Regions from separate parts of the Homo sapiens genome. Here regions 1 and 2 are each linked to region 3. Evidence: chromatin contacts called from ENCODE Hi-C or POLR2A ChIA-PET data. All regions are on one chromosome and are shown on one strand. Each heading gives the region's core, a stretch centred on a gene start or an enhancer-like site at or near the end of the contact. The rest is flanking DNA. Distances are from core to core; before and after follow the strand shown.

The links. Hi-C counts contacts between places; a loop is a spot of excess contacts on that map. ChIA-PET counts read pairs that join two places held with the same protein, here RNA polymerase II (POLR2A). Pooled maps may share reads with other maps.
Region 1: a loop to region 3 is called in a map with no recorded cell type, with 7 times the contacts of the local background. The contact joins two enhancer-like sites. A Hi-C loop is called at or near these places in 29 of 168 maps with a recorded cell type or tissue (GM11168, GM12878, GM13977 and 21 more), 9 of 37 single-sample maps with no recorded cell type and 7 of 50 pooled maps. POLR2A ChIA-PET finds 5 or more read pairs at or near these places in 5 of 52 experiments (A673, AG04449, AG04450 and 2 more).
Region 2: a map of Jurkat shows a loop between it and region 3 (4-fold over the local background). The contact joins two enhancer-like sites. A Hi-C loop is called at or near these places in 50 of 168 maps with a recorded cell type or tissue (CD4-positive, alpha-beta T cell, GM11168, GM12878 and 34 more), 1 of 37 single-sample maps with no recorded cell type and 8 of 50 pooled maps. POLR2A ChIA-PET finds 5 or more read pairs at or near these places in 3 of 52 experiments (AG04449, CD4-positive, alpha-beta T cell and GM10248).

The regions. Positions count from the first base shown.
Region 1 is chr1:236,506,032-236,508,731 of GRCh38, reverse strand. No RefSeq gene overlaps it. Among named protein-coding and RNA genes, the nearest start is that of LGALS8, 17 kb to the left of the region's middle. Within about 2 kb of position 1,336, at least 4 of the 41 ENCODE cell types and tissues checked have a DNase peak (open chromatin) inside an H3K27ac peak, as active enhancers do.
Region 2 is chr1:236,488,671-236,491,576 of GRCh38, reverse strand. No RefSeq gene overlaps it. Among named protein-coding and RNA genes, the nearest start is that of LGALS8, 34 kb to the left of the region's middle. Within about 2 kb of position 1,541, at least 2 of the 41 ENCODE cell types and tissues checked have a DNase peak (open chromatin) inside an H3K27ac peak, as active enhancers do.
Region 3 is chr1:236,119,250-236,121,999 of GRCh38, reverse strand. No RefSeq gene overlaps it. Among named protein-coding and RNA genes, the nearest start is that of GPR137B, 22 kb to the left of the region's middle. RefSeq lists an enhancer at 1,203-1,322. Within about 2 kb of position 1,264, at least 3 of the 41 ENCODE cell types and tissues checked have a DNase peak (open chromatin) inside an H3K27ac peak, as active enhancers do.

The sequences.
Region 1 (2,700 bases), core at 87-2,586, 390 kb before region 3:
CCAATGAGAACAAAGGCCTGCGGCCAGACATCAGGGTCCTTCTCTGTGTTAGTGCAGTGAGCACTTAATTTCACTGTTTGGACATTTTCCTTGGTTATCTGTCTGTGTAGCCACAGATATCAAAAGAACCTAAACTCCTCCAGCCACCTCCCCAGACCCTATCCCATGAAACTCACACTCTTCTTTCTAGGATGGCCCCCGCCCCACCACCCTGTGGCAAAGTAAAATGTTGCTTTAAAAGACAGAAGCTCCAAACCAGCTAATACTTAAAATCTGTGTACCATCCCATCTTCATTTGGGAATAAGTAGCTTTAAAGTTAAGTTACAAGACTGGGCCGGGCGCGAGGGCTCACGCCTGTAATCTCAGCACTTTGGGAGGCTGAGGCGGGTGGATCACGAGGTCAGAAGATCGAGACCATCCTGGCTAACACGGTGAAACCCCGTCTCTACTAAAAATACAAAAAAAATTAGCTGGGCATGGTGGCGGGCGCCTGTAGTCCCAGCTACTCGGGAGGCTGAGGCAGGAGAATGGCGTGAACCCGGGAGGCGGAGCTTGCAGTGAGCCGAGATGGCACCACTGCACTCCAGCCTGGGCAATTGAGCGAGACTGTCTCAAAAAGAAAAAAGATACTAGCCTGAGCAACATATTGAGACCCCTGTCTCTACAAAAGTAAAAATAAAAATAAAAAATTACTCGGGGTGGTGGCATGCGCCTGTAGTCCCAGCTACTCGGGAGGCTAAGGCAGGAGGATCACTTAAGCCTGAGAGGTCAAGGCTGCAGTGAGCTAGGACTGCACCGCTGCACTTCAGCATGGGTGACAGAGCAAGACCCTGTCTCTAAAAACAACAACAACCACAAAAACAAAACCTACACGCATTTGCTTGAGATCTTAGCCCTTTGGAGCTATTCAGGCAAAAATTAAAATTTTTGATTTTATAAGATTCCTAATGTCTGTCTCTGCTAGAATACAAAGCTGCATGGCTCATAAAATTAGTTAAGAAATCTGTCATCTTTAGGTATACTAATTTTGTCCCAAGCTAGTCCAATGTGTGTTCTACACATTTGTCACTTCTTTTGGGCTGACCTACATTGGCAAGATTATACAATGCATGTGTATGCATAGGAAAATAATGACCTCATCCTAAAATATAGTACTGTGATAAGCAGGCTTCACAGCTAGGGAGGTATTTATTTAAGTATCTAGCACAGCAGAACTACACTCTAGCTAATCTGTGAGGGAGGATATCATGTCCAAATGTTTAACATTCTTTCTGGCTATTTAATCTAATTTAGAATTCTTGGCTTTGGCAGCAGAGCACCCTGCCAAGAGATATAGCAAGCCCTAGCAAAACGCCTGGCTCCACTCTACCCACTAGTGTGGGCAGGAGGCTTCATGGCTTCCCTAAATGGCCCTAGATTCCTCTTCCACCTTCATTCCTCTCTGCCAACCTTGAAATGTAATGTTTTATTTCATCAAACCAAAATTCAGCACTGGGCCTGAGGATCTGCCCAATTTACACCTTGATTTCTGTCTGGCCCATACTTGCTCCTGCCTTTTTTTTTTTTTTTTTTAAGATGAAGTCTCGCTCTGTCACCAGGCTGGAGGGCAGTGGTGCAATCTCGGCTCACTGCAACCTCCACCTCCCGGGTTCAAGCAATTCTTCTGCCTCAGCCTCCCGAGTAGCTGGGATTACAGGCTCATGCCACATGCCCAGTTAATTTTCGTATTTTTAGTACAGACAGGGTTTCACCATGTTGGCCAGGATGGTCTCGATCTCTTGACCTCGTGATCCGCCCACCTTGGCCTCCCAAAGTGCTGGGATTACAGGCGTGAGCCACCACGCCCGGCCTGCTCCTGCCTTTAATTGAGCAAGGTGAGCTGTGGCCCCTCTGCTCATTAACATACTGCTTGCTTAGGGAATTTGGTCAGGAGCCACCAACGCAAAGACATTTAATTGCGATTGTACTTTCTTTTCTTTTTTTTTTTTTTTGAGACAGGGTCTCACTCTGTCATCCAGGCTGGAGTGCATCGATCATGTCTCACTGCAGCCTCATCCTCCTGGGCTCAGAGGATCCTTCCACCTCAGCCTCCCAAGTAGCTGGGAACACAAGCATGCACCAACCTGCCCGGCTAACGATTTTTATTTTTTGTAGAGATGGGGCCTCCCCATGTTACCCATGGTGGTCTCGAACTCCTGGGCTCAAGCGATCCCCTGCCTCGGCTTCCCAAAGTGCTGGGATTACAGGCATAAGCCACCGCACCAGGCATTGCAATTTCACATTTAATTGGATATACAATTCCTGTTCTGCTCATGAAACCTGAGCGAGCCTTTAGACATTTCTAACATTGGATAAATTACTCGTTTCATTCAACTAGAAAATCCAAGGGCTGCTTTCCATTGCAATGGAGTTTTTGTAGTTATTTGCTATTTTTAATAAAACCATTTTTACTATACATTTTTTAATACAAAGCCAATGCGTATTTTCACTATAGAAACAATGTAGAAACAAAAGAAACACTATTGAGTATCAATAGTCCCTCTCACCCAGGGCAACCACAAAGAATGAACATCTTTATATGTCATTAAAAATATTGTACTTTTGGCTGGGCATGGTGGCTCACACCTGTAATCCCAACACTTTGGGAGGCCAAGGCAGGCGGATCATAAAGTCAGGAGTTCGAGGCCAGCCTGGCCAAC
Region 2 (2,906 bases), core at 292-2,791, 370 kb before region 3:
ATTTTAGCATTATTAGGACTAAAGTGTCATTAAGGATGAAAGACAAGGCCAGATGCGGTGGTTCATGCCTATAATCCCAGCATTTTGGAAGGCCGAGATGGGTGGATCAACTGATGTTGGGAGTTCGAGACAAGCCTGGCCAACATGGTGAAACCCCGTCTCTACTAAAAATTAGCCAGCCTTGGTGGCAAACACCTGTAATCCCAGCTACTCTGGAGGCTGACGCATGAGAATTGCTTGAACCTGACAGGCGGAGGTTGCAGTGAGCCGAGATGTCGCCACTGCACTCCAGCCTGGGTGACAGAGCGAGACTCTGTCTCAAAAAAAAAAAGAAACACAAGCGAACAAATTGCTTCTGCATAGTCAGGGAAAAAGGAAGCCCGTGGCAGGGAGAGGAAGGCCGTCGGCATACGGAGGAAATCTGATTTGATAAATGAGTGCATGGCTCGAAAACAAGCGACACGAAATAATGACACGGACCCAAAGGAGAGGAAAATTATAAAACAAGGAGAGCAGAAGTGGAAAGAGATGTGATAAGAAGGATAGTCTCCTCAAAACTAGATAAAACATTTACTCATCTAAAAGAGAAAGGAAGGGGGAAGAAAATCTCCTAGACCTTACTTATTAATATTGTACTTAAAAGAACATATTTTTGCATTGCACATTATAGAGGAAGGGGCAAGGATAGTGCTCTGGGTCAATATTTGCTGTAACTATGAACTTTGTCCTTTAACATGACAGCTACCTTTGGTCACAGCCGCTTCCTTGGATGCTAAATTGAAAGGGAAAGAGACCAAAAGTGCACAAAGGGCTAAGCCTAAAACTACAGGAAGAAAGCATCCTGCCGAGTGTTAAAAATAATTCCCAGAGTATGGAACTGTTATTGGAGCTGGCTGGTCACACATTGGATCCGAATGACAGGGTGAAGTAGCGATGAACACATCCACGGGACGGGGACCTTCATTTCAATTATGGCGGCCTCGTTCTGCTTATATGTGCTCATTTGTAAAACAGCCCCACTCTTCCTATCTTCCAGTGGGGCTACTTGCAAGGCTTTTAGCATACAACCAAGAATTATTTTTTAATTTTAATTTTTATTTATTTATTTTTGAGACGGAGTCTCGCTCTGTAGCCCAGGCTGGAGTGCAGTGGCACGATTTCGGCTCACCGCAACCTCCACCTCCCGGGTCCCGGTTCAGGCAATTCTCCTGCCTCAGCCTCTCGAGTAACTGGGATTACAGGAATGTGCCACTATGCCCAGCTAAGTTTTGTATTTTTAGTAGAGCCGGAGTTTCACCATGTTGGCCAGGCTGGTCTTGAACTCCTGACCTCGTGATCCGCCCGCCCTGGACTCCCAAAGTACTGGGATTACAGGCGAGCCACCGCGCCTGGCCAAGAATTAATATTAATAAAAGGCTGGTCCTGGGCTGGTTTTAGGATGTCAGCCCAGCCAGAAAGGATGTGTATAGATGTTATATTCCAGCAGGGGGCAGTACCACATAAAAATAACTCTTAAGGAAAATCCAGGTCTGCTACCACATATTTTCCATGTTGTTGAATAATAATTATTTAGTGCCGTAAAAATAGGTGACTTGTTCATACAATTGATCTTTTGAGTACTGGTGGGAAATCCCAGGACCATGTAAGCCCTAACAATGTAAAAGTCACGTGCCTTCTTTGAGTCTCCCTCCTGTGTGAGTCCTCCTGTGTGTAGATGTGTCGGGGAGTGTGGCTTTCCTTTCTGTGTGTGTAGTAATTTGCTATTGCAACCAAGGAAATGCATATTACATAGGACCTCATCAACTACCATTATAGATGAAAGTTTTGTTTAAGAGAATATACCCTAGATTTTTCTCTTTTTAAAATAGAGACAGAATTCTCACTGTGTTGCCCAGGGTGGTCTCAAACTCCTGATCTCAAGTGACCCTCCCGCCCTCAGTCTCCCAAAGTGCTGGGATTACAGGCATGAGCCACCACATCCAGCCCTGTAATTTAGCTAAAGATATTTCATTCTAGGCTGGGAATGGTGGCTCCCGCCTGTAATCCCAGCACTTTGGAGGCTAAGGTGGGAGGATCACTTGAGGCCAGGAGTTTGAGACCAGCTTGGACAGCATAGCTAAACCCCATCTCTACCAAAAAAAAAAAAAAAAATTGCTGGGTGTGCTTGTATACGACTGCAGTTTCCATTACTTGGGAGGCTGAGGCAGGAGGATTCCTTGAGCCCAGGAGGTTGAGGCTGCAGTGAGCTATAATTTCACCACTGCACTCCAGCCTGGGCAACAGAGCAAGACCCTGCCTCAAAAAATAATAAAGAAAAATAAAAAATAGATTTCTAATAGCAAAAGGACCTCATCATTAGCAGTTAAGTTTATAATATACCCAATTTAACATGGATCCCTACGGACAGAAGTAAAAGTATTAATAAACTTAAATTTTAACAATGATTTGATCAATTAGTTATAATATCCTACCTTTCCACTCTCTCCTTTGTAAAGTATCGGCATGCTTATGCTATTACAGTACTCATTTGCTATAAATTAACTTTAAATTAAATGATTTTGCATTGTTACACAATTGATTGATACTTGTATTTCAGTTGGGAATTACTGTTTGATATTTTTGTATGCAACATAGATATAAATCATACTACACTTAGTCAAAGTCTGGACTCTGAAGGAACTTTAAAAATCTTTTGATTAAATTTCTCTCTGTTAATGGTATGCTCCTACTCATCAAAAATTTTCATAAACTCCAGTCATTACAGATGTCAACATGTGCAAGAAACAGTACAGTCAAATTATAACAGCAAATTTATATCAACTCTTTTGTTTGTTTTTTTTGAGATGGCACTCTGTCTCTCCCAGGTTGGAGTGCAGTGGCATGATCTTGGCTCACTGCTGCCTCCC
Region 3 (2,750 bases), core at 15-2,514:
CTACCAAGCTTGGTACCAGGCAATTTGGGATAGGATGAAAACAAAGTCGAAAACATGCTCTTTGACCCCAAAAAACTTACCTCCTAATTGGAGAAGTGAAAATAACCCAGAAACAACCACAGAGTGCTTTAGAGAGTCATGGGATATGGCCGGGCATGGTGGCTCACGCCTGTAATCCCAGCATTTTGGGAGGCTGAGGCGGGTGGATCACCTGAGGTCAGGAGTTCAAGACCACCCTGGGCAACATGGTGAAACCCCATCTCTACTAATAATACAAAAATTAGCTGGGCATGGTGGCGCGTGCCTGTAATCCCAGCTACTCGGGAGGCTGAGGCAGGAGAATCGCTTGAACCCGGGAGGCAGAGGCTGTGGTGAGCCGAGGTCGTGCCGCTGCACTCCAGCCTGGGCAACAACAGCAAACTCCATCTCCAAAACAACAACAACAAAAAAGAGTCTTGGGTTAGGGGAGGAAAGAAGGAGAGATGCAACCAGGTGTGATTGATTTAGCAGGTGGAAAAGTGGGGAAGGCCTACCAGGCAGAGAATCGAGGTGGGTAGACTAGTCTCGTGGAGACAGACCATGGTCCTGGAGTCATTGATGTTGAATCCCAGCTCCTCCGTGTGCCCGCTGGGTGACACTGGGCAAGTTATTTTTTCTGTCCAAACTTCAGTCTTCTAATCTGGAAATCAAGTTATGTTTTCTACTTCTTATGTGGCTGCAAACATTAAATGAAGTAAGATGAATGTAGGATTTTGGAGAACGAAATGCCTGTGGCCCACAGCTGCCTACGATGTAGGGGTGGCACATCTCCCGGGGGGCGAAGCTGGGTGAATTTCCAGTGTCAGCTGCAACCACCAGCTCAGCCTCCTGCTTAGTAACCATCTTTACGACTACAGACAGCAGTCCTCATCTCTGCCCCCTAATTAGCAGTCCTAACTAAGTGATAGGTGGGTTTGGTGGAAACCACACACAACTACCGAGGAAACCAGCTGGGTTTGTCAAAGGAAACCAATCTCCCTGTCCCTCTCCGTGCCCCTCTCTGTTCCCCTCTCCCTCCCCACTTCTCTTCCCTTTCCTTCTCTGCAGTGACCTAGGATCTCACTCAGTACAGCCGGCTTTCAAAGAACTCTAGGCAGAATCGCTCTCTCCTCGATGAGTCAAATCTAAGGCCATTTATCTCAACCCGTAACGTGAAAATAGTGAAAATCAAGAGTGAAACAGAAGTTGTTTCCTCTCGAGAATCAAGAGTGAAACGAAAGTTATATTTCCTCTAGAGAATCAAGAGTGAAATGGAAGTTGTTTCCTCTAGAGAAGCCCCTTGAATAACTTGGACATTTCTATCAGCAACCGTCTTCTAGAATCAGGTCACAATCAAGGGTGAGGGGAGAAGTCTGTGATTCCCAGCACCATGAGAGGATGCAGCCACCACTTTGATACCTTGGAAAATGTGGATCAGTTTAATCTGAAAAATGTTGAACAATCTTCAAACACAGATGTCCCCACTTTCTGGATTTTCGGGTTGAAAGAGATGGAAAATACTCCTTTGTTTTACACCTGAAGGCTGCTGGGCCTTCTGAGATCTGCTAGTCAGCGGCAGATGTAGAAAAAACCAGGACTCAAGTTTTCTGATGCAGAGATGTCTTTCAGCCGCACCGCTCTGCCTGTGTCTCGGTCTGGTGTGGGCTCATCTAAAGCAGCAAGCTCTCGTAGACTGTGATCCGGAGGCGGGAAGCATCCCCCTCTCCACCCTCCTTAAAATGCCTCCCCCTAAGAAGTCTTTCTACTCCAGTCCAGGATTACAACACTTACTTTATTTCCTTTATTTTCTTAGGACCATGCAGAGACTGCGTACATTTCCTCTAAGGCTTTGTCACCCCGTGAGGTCCCTCAGTAGAAAGGATGTTTACATAGTGGGAAGGGTCAGAACTTTCCAAGACCTGATGTCCAGTCCTTACTCTGCCCCTTACTGATTTTCACTCCATCGAGACAATGATCTCTTTTCTAGAGCAGCGCACATTTATTTATTCATTGTCCAAATATAAGGTACACTAAGCACTGAGACATAAAGAGGACAAGCAAGACCTCCCCGACGCCCCTACCCCTGCTTCCAGGACCTTGCTCTGTTGTGGAGACAGATGGGCACACGGGCAACTACATCATATGTTCTAGGATAAAGCGACCATGTATGCAGAGACAGGGAGGCATGAGGCAGCCTGGGCTTCCAGCACTGGGACTGCAGACGGTTCTACTGCAGACTGTAAAGGGGTGGAGTGGGATGGGGATATTGTTAGAGGTCACCAGGGGCCAGATGACAAGGGACATCCTATATCTAACTAAAGAGGTTAGATGTTATCATGTCAGCTCAGGCCGCCCTTGTAGACTTGAGGGCAGGATCACACTTTCCTGGTAGAAAGATCGTAGTTGTCTAATTAGCAAGGCCAGAGGCAGGCAAACCAGGCAAGTGCTTATTGAAACGTTGCAGGGAGTGAGGATGAGTTCCTGAGGCAGGAGAAGGAGAAGCCTGAAGAAAAGAACCTGCTTGAGTCCAGGAGTTCGAGACCAGCCTGGGCAACATAGCGAGACCCTGTCTCTATCTAAAAAATAAAATAAAATAAAAAGGGGAGACTAATTTAAAAACATGAAAAGAGGCCGGGTGGTAGCTCACGCCTGTAATCCCAGCTACTTGAGAGGCTGAGGCAGGAAAATCGCTTGAGCCAGGGAGGTGGAGGTTGCAGTGAGCCGAGATCACG